Regions from separate parts of the Homo sapiens genome. Here region 2 is linked to region 1. The links are chromatin contacts, found by Hi-C or POLR2A ChIA-PET in ENCODE. All regions are on one chromosome and are shown on one strand. The core of a region is the stretch at or near the end of the contact, and the rest is flanking DNA. Distances in the headings are between cores, read along the strand shown. Region 1 has its middle 32 kb from the start of ATP8B1. Region 2 has its middle 130 kb from the start of ZNF532.

Region 1 (5,797 bases), core at 284-2,783:
GTTCTGTTTCTGTCCTGTCAGAGTGCCCTTTTTTCAATCCTCCCCGCGATTGCCTACTTTTAGACTCCTGCCGATGGTTGCATTTTACAGAGCACTGATTGGTGCATTTTACAATCCTCTTGCTCACTACAGAGTGCTGATTGGTGCATTTTTACAGAGCACTGATTGGTGTATTTTACAATCCTCTTACTAGCTACAGAATGCTGATTGGTGCATTTTACAATCCTCTTCTAAGACAGAAAAGTTCTCCAAGTCCCCACTCGACCCAGGAAGTCCAGCTGGCTTCACCTCTCAGAAGGAGTCTCTGAGCAGAAAGGACCAGCTGGTGGAGAACGCACCGAGTTTTATAGTCCAGTTTGAGGAGGTGTTGTCTGATTTACTAGGCCTCACAGATTGGTTCCATCATGTATGACATTTACAAAGCTCTCTGGGAAGGCTTGTCGCCCTACCCTAATCTTCTTATGCAAATGGACTTTCCAGTTGATGGGGGCCATATTATCTGCTTCTTACCGTACACGTGGCTGGCAGAGAAGGCAAGATGGAGCCACCATCTTGAAAAGGTCTAGTCCTTAGTTCCTGCTGGCATTCATCTGTGCAGCAAGCTGCCAGCTTGCTTGTCTATGTCTGCAGCTCAACTTTTATCAGCTGCTCTTTGTTAGAAAATTATTTGGGGCTGCTTTTCATTAAAAGGAAAGCCCTACCAAGGACTCCCATGCCCTTGCTATCTCCCTAAGTAATTCCTTTTTACCTCCTATATCACCACAAGCCAGCTTTCCTGGGAGTCCCCTAGTTTCTCTCCAGGCCCTAGGTCACTTCCTATCACCACTGAATCTGTCAGCATCTTTTTGGTGCACTCAGGCCTCCTGGCTCTCCTCCTCAGTATAGCCTTGAATTAATCACCAACTTATCACATAGTGAACAGATGTAGCCTTTTCCAAATCACTCAGGGTCTTCATTCTGAACCCAAATCACCACTCTGTGCTTTAAAATATCTCTCCCTTGCAGTTTGGTGTGGGTGTAGGACTACATTCTGGCCAATGGAGCTTGAGCAGAAGTGATACATGCAACTTTCAAGTCATGCCCCGTGCCCGTTCTTTTCTTTCTGCAGGAGGGAATACAGATGAATTGGCAGGATCAGGAGCAGCCATGTTGCACCAAGAGAAGATGAAAAAAGCATATGTTGCAGATTGCAAAGTAACTAGGTAAGCATTTGAGTCCCTAAAACTATTCCTGGTATGACTGGTAGCGGCATACTAGCTTGGACTTTTTTGTGTCAGAGAAATAAACCTTCATCTCACTTAAATCAGTATTATTTGGGGCCACTCTCTCTGTAGTAGGAGTGAAACTAGTATCCTAACTAATTTAACTGTCAAAAGAAAAAAAAATATGAGGCGAGAAAATAAGGAATCAAGAAACAAAAGTCAAGTTTTACTCACTTCATAGCTTGGCTCAAAAGCAACTTTAAATATGTGAGAAATGCAACAAATGATAATCATGCATACAGAGAAATTCCTCAAGTGACAAATGCTTTTACTTTCATTTCCTTTCTTGAAAATTGACAGAGTAAGATTCAGATGCATGTACTGACACTCACGTCAGTAACATCGGCTCAGGTTAGACTTTGGTCGTCTTATCCTTCGACTACCTAAGGGACTCATGGCCAGTATATTTTACAACCCCCAGTGCCAGTTACTGAATTCTCACCTGAGAATGAATTCCCTAAGTCTGTAATGTTTCATCATCTTGCAACACAGATAAGCCTGTGTTTAGAGCAGGCTTTTCCATATGAGTCCCTCCTCTTTCACACTGGGGCTGAGTAGAAGGTGATTGACCTGCCTGAGACTTTATCAGTTTGGAGTTCATGTTCCATGTGGTGTTGGAGGGAGCAATGGAGGCTGTGAAATCAGACATCCTGCTTTTTGACAGGGTTGTTTGATGACTCACCCAAGCCATTTTTTATTCTCGGTGCATATTCTAGTTTCCCTTCTCCCGACAGTAGCCTGATGCACCTGTGCTTGCACTGTCCTTAAGCCTGTTGCTATTGTTATGTGGTGTCACTGAGCCCAACACTGCGTGCGTGTGTGTGTGTGTGTGTGTGTGTGTGTGTGTTGAAAGGGGTAGGAAAGTGAGGATGATTTTCAACCATTAAACCCTTAAGGGGCCATCTTCTGAAGCCTGGCATCATCATTTTTGTTCTCAAGAACATTTAAGTCAAAAATAACAAGGTTCCTTTTGCTCATCTTCAAATTATTTTACTTGTTTGATCCAACTGCTAACTAGAAGGTGAATTCTTTCTGCTGTCATTTCATAATTCTAGTGTATTAAAAAGAGATGGGGGCTGGGCACGGTGGCTCATGCCTGTAATCCCAGCACTTTGGGAGGTCAAGGTGGGAGGATCACTTGAGGCCAGGAGTTCAAGACCAGCCTGAGCAACATAGCAAGGCCTCCTACAAAAAATTTTAAAAATTAGCTGGGCATGGTGACACCCACCTGTAGTCCCAGCTGCTTGGGAGGCTGAGGCAGGAGGATTGCTTGAGCCCAGGAGTTTAAGGTTGCAATGAGCTTCAAGTTTTTATACCTTCAATCATACCATTTGTGGCTTAGGAACCCCTAATATATTACATGGAGGGTAATGTAGACACCAAGAAAATGATTGAAAACAATTTATGCCTAAATACATTTGTATTCTTCTTTAGAGAAACCTAGTAGACAAACTAAAAGCTACTAAGCAAATAAATCAAGGTACTGTATTTTACAAAATGACTCAATTTATGCATCATTTAAAGAGTGTGGATCCCTTGGGAACTTTAAACATGGTTGCATTAGTTAAACAGTTGCTTCATTCAGATCCCTCTAGGAACTTGGGCAGCACAAGGGAAGGGGGGCCTCTGTTCCTACTGTGTGGTCCTGGTGATCTGTGTAGGTATCTTCTTTTACCGGGTTAAGTGATAAAAACGGTGTCTTGTGCTCTTTTATCCAAGTCCAAGGAGCATCTTTGTGGGTGTGGGGTTGCAATTATACCTTTCCTCCCTGGGCTGAATCCACAAAGAAGAAGAGAAAAATAACATTTCTGGAGACCTGGCCAAGCCCTGGAATAAAATGGTTGCCTGAGAGAAACTGCAAGTTTGGGAGGCGGGGACTCTTTTCATTGTAACCAAGAGTGGAGTCCTCCATTTCTTTTTCTTTTTTCTTTTTCTTTTTTTTTTTTTTTTTTTTTTTTTGAGACGGAGTCTCACTCTGTCGCCTAGGCTGGAGTGCAATGGCTCAATCTCGGCTCTCTGCAACGTCTGCCTCCTGGGTTCAAGCTATTCTCCTGCCTCAGCCTCTCAAGTAGCTGGGATTACAGGCGCTTGCCACCAGGCCCAGCTAATTTTTTGTATTTTTAGTAGAGATAAGGTTTCACCATGTTGGCCAGGCTGGTCTCGAACTCTTGACATCAGGTGACCCACCCACCTTGGCCTCCCAAAGTGCTGGGATTACAGGTGTGAGCCACCGCGCCCGGCCTCCTCCATTTCTTTTACTTTCCTTTAGTCAATAATGGAGACAGTGAAGGCATAAAAGTGTTCATGCTAAAGACCATTTTGAAAATCCAGCCACTTCCTGTCTGTTACACTCCAGCTGCCTATGTCCTCATCGTGTAATGGGAGGGTCACTCTAGAAGAGGAATGGGCCACCGACTGTCTAATGTGACCATCCTCCTGCTGAACTTGGGGAAAATGTCACTTTTTGCTCTGAACCCAGACCTAACCTCTGGATCTTGCTCTATGCCATGCTCCAGAAAGCCACCACTATCAATGTGAGTTGCCACAAAAATTCAATTTTTTGTTTAATAGACTTAGGATCTTCAGTGAAACTTATGGCCATCCCCAGTGGTCACTTCCATCTCTAACATCTCACGACTTTATGAAAATAAAACAACCAGCTATCATCAGGGAGAGAACACAGAGTTAGGAGTTAGTGGATAAGGGTGAGGGTCATGGGTGAGTTACTTCCCTTCTCAAGCCCCCTACTCTCTCCTTCAGATCTACATGTTACTGTCTCAGGCCAGGTTCCCTGACCATCCTGTTTGCAGTGACAACTGTTGCCCCCCACCTCTAAGTACTCCCTACCCCACTTCCCGTTTTATATCTGATCATTAGCATTTGTGATGGTTAATTTTATGTTTCATCTTGACTGGGTCATGGGGTTCCCAGATACTTGGCAAAACGTCATTTCCAATTCTGTCTATGAGTGGATCACCCTCCTCAATGGGCTGTTGAGGGCTTTAAGGCAGAGGAAGGGAGAATTTGGCCTTTTTTTTTTGGAGACAGAGTCTCACTCTGTCACCCGGGCTGGAGTGCAGTGGTGCGATCTTAACTCACTGCAACCTCTGCCTCCCAGGTTCAAGCGATTCTCCCGCCTCAGCCTCCCAAATAGCTGGGATTACAGGCACATGCCACCATGCCCAGCTAATTTTTGTATTTTTAGTAGAGATGGGGTTTCACCATATTGGCCAGGCTGGTCTCAAACTCCTGAGCTCAAGTGATCCACTTGCCTCGGCCCCCTAAAGTGCTGGGATTACAGGCGTGAGCCACCTCGCCCAGCCCTGAATTTGGTCCTTCTTTTCTGCCAGATGACTTGAGCTGGAATATCACTCTCTCCTTCCCTCAGACTGCAGTTTACATCATCAGCTCCCCTGGTTCTCAGGCCTTTGGACTCAGATTGAATGATACCCCTGGCTTTCCCCAGCTGCCAGCTTGCAGATGGCAGATGGTGGGACTTCTCGGCCTCCACAATCACATAAGCCAATTCCTTATGATAACTCTCCTTCTCTTTCTCTCCTCTCCCCTCTCTATTTTGAGCTGATTATTTTGGGAAACTGCAACCACAGGAGAAGCTCTGAAAACAGAGTGGAAGTTACCTTATCATCCACATTACCCCAGGAGGACAGGATGACTCTAAGTCACTGGAGACAGTTATCCTTTATTGATGGAGAAGGCACTGACTTAAATCTCCATAACAAATCTTACTCTTATTTGCCAGTTTTTCCTGAGCATAATCAACTTTCCCTACACCCTTCTTTTTGTTTCAGCAGACATGGCATTTAAGTGTGAGTTCAAAGCCACCTCTTTGAAATTTACCAATTTCTCTGGGTATCTCCCTGTATACTACACGAGGTATACATGTTAATAATCTTCTGTTTATTTGTCTCTTTTTAATCTGTTTTTTGTTACAGTGGCCCATCCCAACTAAGAATTATGAAAGATTGAGAGAAAATTATCTATTTCCCTACATTTATAGTAATGTAAATAGCATAGCCACTCTGGAAAATATCAGTTTCTTAAAAAGCTAAACACTTGGCCAGGCACAGTGGCTCACATCTGTAATCCTAACACCTTGGGAGGCCAAGGCGGGCAGATCACCTGAGGTCAGGGGTTTGAGACCAGGCTGGCCAACATGTCAAAACCCCGTCACTACTAAAAAATACAAAAATTAGCTGGGAGTGATGGCAGGCGCCAATAATCCCAGCCATTCAGGAGGCTGAGGCAGGAGAATGGCTTGAACCTCGGAGGCGGAGGTTGCAGGGGGCAAAGATCGCGTCACTGCACTTCAGCCTGGGCGGCAGAGCAAGACTCTGTCTCAAAAAAAAAAAAAAAAAAAATAGGCCAGGCACAGTGGCTCAAGCCTGTAATCCCAGCACTTTGGGAGGCCGAGGTGGGCAGATCACGAGGTCAGGAGATCGAGACCATCCTGGCTAACACGGTGAAACCCCCTCTCTACTAAAAATACAAAAAATCAGCCGGGCGCAGTGGCAGGC
Region 2 (6,072 bases), core at 442-2,941, 1.2 Mb after region 1:
CAATAATAGTAGGGGACATCAATACCCCACTTTCAATAATGGATTACCATCCAGACAGAAAATTAATAAGGAAACATTGGACTTGAACTACACTTTATGACCTGACAGACATATACAGAACATCCCATCCAACAGCAACAGGATACACATTTTTCTCAAGTACACACAGAACTTTCTCCAGGATGGATCATATGTTTGGCTGCAATACAAATCTAAACAAATTTCAGGGGATCAAAATTACCTTAAGTATCTTTTCTGACCACAATGGTGTGAAACTTGAAATCAGTAACAGGAGAAATCTTGGAAAATTCACAAATAAGTAGAAATTAAACAACATGGGTCAAAGAAGAAATAAAAAAGAAAATCAAAAAAATCTTGAGACAAATAGCAACTATGTACCAAACACCTATGGGATGCAGCAGAAGCCATTCCAAGAGGGAAATTTATAGCAAGAAATGCCCATATTTCTGTGAAAAGTCTCTCTTCATGCTACTAGAAGTTTCTGGAGTAGCCAGTTGTCATTCTATAGTCACTGTTACCCCCAATCAACCCATTCTGAACAGCCCAGCCTCAGTTCACATGGTTTGAGTATAAGGCTGAATTTGAGACTAGGCTACTCTCAGTCTTTTCAGAGTATTTTCTTTTCACATCCATTTTTTCTTCACAGTCCCAATGGATTTTGAATGTTTTAGTAACGATTCAATACATTGGATAAAACTTTAATGATCTTAGCCTACATTTTTCTAGGCATTTGCTCATTTATATTTGCTGCCTTCTTTGGAAATCTAGATTTGGGGGTACCCTAGATCCTGTTTCAATTAAGGTCCCAGCAGAATGCAGTGCAGCACACTGCAAAAGGTTTAACTTTCAAGAAATTAAGGAAGGGACTATACACAGAGCTGTGTGCTGGAACAAGGCCTGAGAAGCCTGAGTAGGGGTGGAAGCTGGAGCTGTGGGAAAAGGGCACTCAGGAAGAGCCACTGCCAGAGCCACAGTGAAGCCAGGAAGGTGTGGGGAGCGGAATCACCAGGAGGCCCTCTCATCACACTCAAAGATTTCCTGCCCGCACCTCCCACCTGCCAAAGCTAAATACAAGCTAGATGACAAGGCAGCCACAGTAATAGTCTATAGATGTCCGTGTGTTGGGCACAAAACAGGACAAAGAAGGGTGGATGAAGGATCTGGGTTTCCGAGTGGGAGGTTATAATGATCACTGACACGTGGCATGCACTTTCAGGAGTGCGTGTTCTATGCCTGTTTTGTCAACATGCATTTTGTCCCCTACAGGCAGGCTCTCCAATGGAATACGGTACTTCAGATTCTACATTTACCCTTTCTAATTACCTTGCCAGGTTTCTCCTGGAATTATACCTTTTCCCTAGTGGTTATTTTTATGCAAGGAAACAGAATCACATTTCCCAGAAGATATTCCTTACCAGTTTCTAAATTCAATTTATGAGGTTAGTTCTGACTCATCACGTAGCGCTATTTATAATGTTTCCCAGTATTTAAGGGAACTGATTATTAAATTTGCTGTGCTATTTTATTGCAAGCTGCTTTATCCTTGAGCTTTTCTTATAGTTAGAACTGTACATTACATGACCATGGCAGATCTATTTGCAAATACAATCCTTGGCAAGACCATGTTTTCACCCGGGGGAGTTCTATAATTAGAGTCCACCATAGCACACCTCCAAGTCCAACTCAGTTCCAGAAAGTGTGGGTTTCGCCCCTGAGTCCATGAGTCATTTCCTGACCTTCAGGTCATGTCATGCTTAATTGGATTGGTTATTTTTGGAGAACAAATGCTATTTGTTTTTTAAAAAAGAACAAGGTAGGCACAGGTCCGCTGATCAGAGAGGATGGTGTGATGTTGACAAGAGTTAACGGGAAGTAGAGCAACATCTTCCACCCTTTCCAAGGTGGAAACAGATGCATCTGTAAGCAGGAGTAATGAATGTCTCTACTTTGCCAGTTCAGCACCTGAACTTCCCTTTCCAGTGTTGGGGGTACCTGCCATTGTATGAATCTTGGCAAGAGATAGATCTTACCTCCCACTGCAGAATCCAGAAGGTCACTCACCCTGACTCCCAGCAGCCTAACTTCAGGCACGGGATGACCAAAACTATGCTCCTGCTCGACTCTTCAGTAGGTGATACAAAGGAGCGGGCCAGTTCAACACCATTTGTCTGGTGGCGTGATGGCAGCATAGTGGCAATGGCCGTGGTGACTCTGAATTGAGAGTAGACTTGTGAACTGTTTGTCAAGGTGAGGGAAGTCAGTTTGTCTTTAAGGAACTACTGAATGTCTTGGACACAAGCAGTGCCAACATCATGGGGAGAACCTAAAGTTTAGACTCTTGGTTCCCTCTGAATAAGACACCAGCTAAACAACATGCCAGTCTCTGTTGTTTCAGAAGAGACCAAAATAAATGGAAGCGAGTGCCTTTCAATTGCTATAAGACCAGCCCCGGAAGACCTCCCTGCTCCCGTCACCATATCTAACCTCACCTCCTATCACTTCCCCCTACTCCCATGTCACTCCTTTTCGTTCCTATCCACGATTCATATTCCTGTTACAGGACCTTGGCACATGCTCTTCCTTCTCGTGGAATGCTCTTTCCCCAGTTCTCATGAGGGTTTTTCACATGTTTCACATCCGGTCCATGCAGAAGTCCCCCGCCTGGAGAGCCTTCCCCAATTCCCTTACTGAAATGTGCCCACCCCACTGAGCACACACCTGCTTTGCCACTCTCCATCTCCGCTTCCCATTATTTTTCTCCCTGGCACTTATCACTGCCTGACATGATATGCTTATGTGCTAAGTGTCTGCCATCCCCTGGAAGAATGTTCTAAGATTTTCCATGAACTCTCTGCTTGCTTTCTAATCTGAAACTGCCATTTCCTCTCATTGCAAGAGGCATTCTTCCTTTTGCGGCCTGAGAGCAGTGGGTATTAGTTATATTTTCCCCTTTGATCCTTATTCTGGACAGTCAAAACTGATCCTTGTTTTCTCAAACCCATTGCCAAGTGATGGGAGCCCGAATGCCCTTTCCTTTTTAATAGTTACTTGAATAAAGTGACCGTGTCATAAATAATAGCACCAGCCGGTTGATTGCTGCTGCTTCCGGAAACGTTAGAGGCCTGCTTTCAGGAAACGAAGGCATTATTTATTTTCATGTCCTATTTTTATGCCCAGCAAACTGCTTGCAAAAAACAAAAAACAAAAAACAAAACAGGTACCTAAAATATTTTTGTAAAATGACTGAGCTTCCTTGAGCCTTGATTAGTCATAATTTTTTTTTTCTTAGGGGTTGGGACAAACAGAAGGATCTTGAGCTATTAATTACCCAGAAGTAAGATCCTCTTTTTCTTTTTTATTTAGGTAGTATTTTTAAACCATCGTAAGTGGTTTTTATTCCTAATGATTAAAATGTGGAGGTGGGTTCTGCTCATTATATTTTTTCTCCACTTGAAAAAAGATGAAGTATTTAATGCTGAATTCTAAAAGCAATGTCATTCTTACTTTCAGTGACTACATGACATCAGCAACTAACCCGGGAATAAATCCAAGTTTCAGAGATTTTTCTGTTTAATCATTCATACAGACTTCCCTTGGTATTGGCAGTGGAAAAGTTCCAGAACCACTTCCTGTGGATACCAAAATCCACTGATATTCCTGGATATAAAATGGTCTAGTATTTGCATATAATCTACATTCCCCTCTATACTTTAAATCATCTCTACAGTACGTACAACACCTAATACGATATAAGAACTTGTTACACTATATTGTTTTATTTGTATTTTTAAAAGTTGTTTTTTTTTTTCCCCTCTGAATCTTCTTTCCACCATTGATTCAAACTGTGGATTTGAAACCAGCAGACTGCATTCAAATTATCTAAACCTCTAGTTTTTTCAATCCCCTCTCTCACCCTTTTCTAAGGTAGAAAGATGGTTAAGCAAAACAAAACCCAAAAAGCAACTTGGCAGTGGGAGCTCTAATGCTAACAAACATTTATTTAGGACTCGGGATTCTATAAATGTTTCTGTATCATGAGCTTTAAGTTCATACTACAATGCAACTGTGTGAAGTAGGCTGAGTTCATAATTTTACAGATAGGGAAATTGAACCTGCTTCTGTAAGAGCCAGGACTTAAACCCTGGTTTCTGGCACCAAATTCGGTTTCCTTCTTCCTACAAGTTGTTGATTTATCTACATATTCCAAGTTGGATGCTTTCATTTTTACATGGAAATTTCATTGTCTACTTCAATTAGACAACACTTTCAGAGGTGTTTAATAATAACCAACACATTAATGGTAAAAAAAAAAAATCCTTTTTGTATTTTTGTTTGTTTTTTGTAGAGATGGGGTTTCGCCATGTTGCCCAGGCTGGTCTTGAACTCCTGAGCTCAAAGAAATCTGCTTGCTTCGGCCTCCCAGAGTGCTGGGATTAGAGGCATGAGCCACTGTGCCCGGCTGAAAATACTTTTGAAGGTAGATGCAGAGGATTTCAAAGTTAGAGACCTGAGAGGTAATTTGTACAAGGCTTGAATCTCTCTAATGCCTTCATGCGTGGTCAACAAACAGCTGAGCACCTCCAAGGCTGGAGACCGTGATGTCATTTGAAAGAGCCCCAGTTCATCTTTGAGTTAGTTTTGACTACTAGAAAATTATTTGTTTTAAAGCTGCCCCTTTGTAACTTGGATCAAAATTATCTGTTTTATTTTTTTTCAGGGAACTATTTACCTGAGAGTGTGTTAACTATTTCAGCTTGTGTGCCTTAATGTTTTTTTCTTTAAGCCAATAACAAAAAAATCCTAAATTGCCACAGTACCTACTGTTTATTAAGGGTCTACAAAAGGTCAGATACTGTAATGTCCCCTTGTAGATACATTATCAGGATATCTGGTATATACATTATCTGCCAGGTATGTAAGTGGGCATTTAGAATATAAGGACAATACGTAGTATTTCTTGAGTATTTATAATAGGCCAGGAACTCTTTCAGTACCTTTTTTTTTTTTGAGGCAGGGTCTTGCTCTGTTGTCCAGGCTGGTGTGCCATAGCACAAATGCAGCTCACTGCACCCTCGACCTCCTGGCCTCAGGCAATCATCCCACCTCAGCCTCCCGAGTAGCTGGGACTACAGGTGTGTGCCCCTATGCTTGGCTAATTTTATAAATGTTTGGTAGAGACAGGGGTTTCACCATGTTGCCCAGGCTGGTTGACCTCCTGCGCTCAAGTGATCCTCCTGCTCAGCCTCCCAAAGGGCTGGGATTATAGACATGAGCCACTACACCCAGCCTCTTTCAGTACTTTTAAAATTTATTTTTATTTTTTTAGACATAGGATCTTGCTCTGATGTGCAGGCTGGAGTGCAGTTGTGTAATCATAGCTCACTGTAACCTCTAACTCCAGGACTCACGCAATCCTCCTGCCTTGGCCTCCCAAAGTGCTGGGATGGCAGGAATGAGCCACCACACTTGGCCTTCTTTTAATACTTCATATTAAATTTCATAATTCCAAGGTGTAGAGACTATAATTATCTTCATTTTCAAGATAAGATAAATGAGACTGCACAATTGCTCTAGGTCACACAGCCAGTAAGGAACAGCTTTGGCTCTTAATCACTACCCAGAAGGCCTGAGAATATTCCAGGATGATTAAAAGAGCACAGTGCCTGCCCTCCTGGAGCTTCCAGTCTATAAGAGAAAAGGAGACAGAAATAGATACCTTCAAAGTGAGGAGGTAAAGGGAGTGTGCAAAGCAATTAGGCAGCAGAGGGAACAGGCTACTCTCATAGCCTACTCTCAGGAAGCCCAGAAGGGCTTCCTGGAAGAGCCAACACCTACTTAGAAGAATAAGTAGGAATAGATGAGGATGCCCAGCAGAAGGGGAGCTGGGGGAAGGTTGCTCCAGACAGAGGGCAGGGCACGAACAAAGGAACAGAAGTCAGAGTCGGCGGGGTGTGTGCATAGAAAGGGGTGGTCTGGGATGCTAGAATAGAAGATGCTCTGAAGCCAACTGGCAGCAGGAAGCACAACTGAGTCACGGCCACCCACAAGTGC

What was found. A loop is a pair of places that touch in the nucleus more often than their neighbours do. ChIA-PET counts read pairs that join two places held with the same protein, here RNA polymerase II (POLR2A). Pooled maps may share reads with other maps.
Region 2: a loop to region 1 is called in a map with no recorded cell type, with 12 times the contacts of the local background. The contact joins two enhancer-like sites. A Hi-C loop is called at or near these places in 2 of 37 single-sample maps with no recorded cell type and 2 of 50 pooled maps. POLR2A ChIA-PET finds 5 or more read pairs at or near these places in 2 of 52 experiments (BJ and activated B cell).

What each region holds. Positions count from the first base shown.
Region 1 is chr18:57,832,003-57,837,799 of GRCh38, forward strand. No RefSeq gene overlaps it. Among named protein-coding and RNA genes, the nearest start is that of ATP8B1, 32 kb to the left of the region's middle. RefSeq lists a silencer at 775-1,069 and enhancers at 1,447-1,646, 1,687-1,776, 1,817-1,866. Within about 2 kb of position 1,534, at least 6 of the 41 ENCODE cell types and tissues checked have a DNase peak (open chromatin) inside an H3K27ac peak, as active enhancers do.
Region 2 is chr18:58,989,865-58,995,936 of GRCh38, forward strand. No RefSeq gene overlaps it. Among named protein-coding and RNA genes, the nearest start is that of ZNF532, 130 kb to the left of the region's middle. Within about 2 kb of position 1,692, at least 9 of the 41 ENCODE cell types and tissues checked have a DNase peak (open chromatin) inside an H3K27ac peak, as active enhancers do.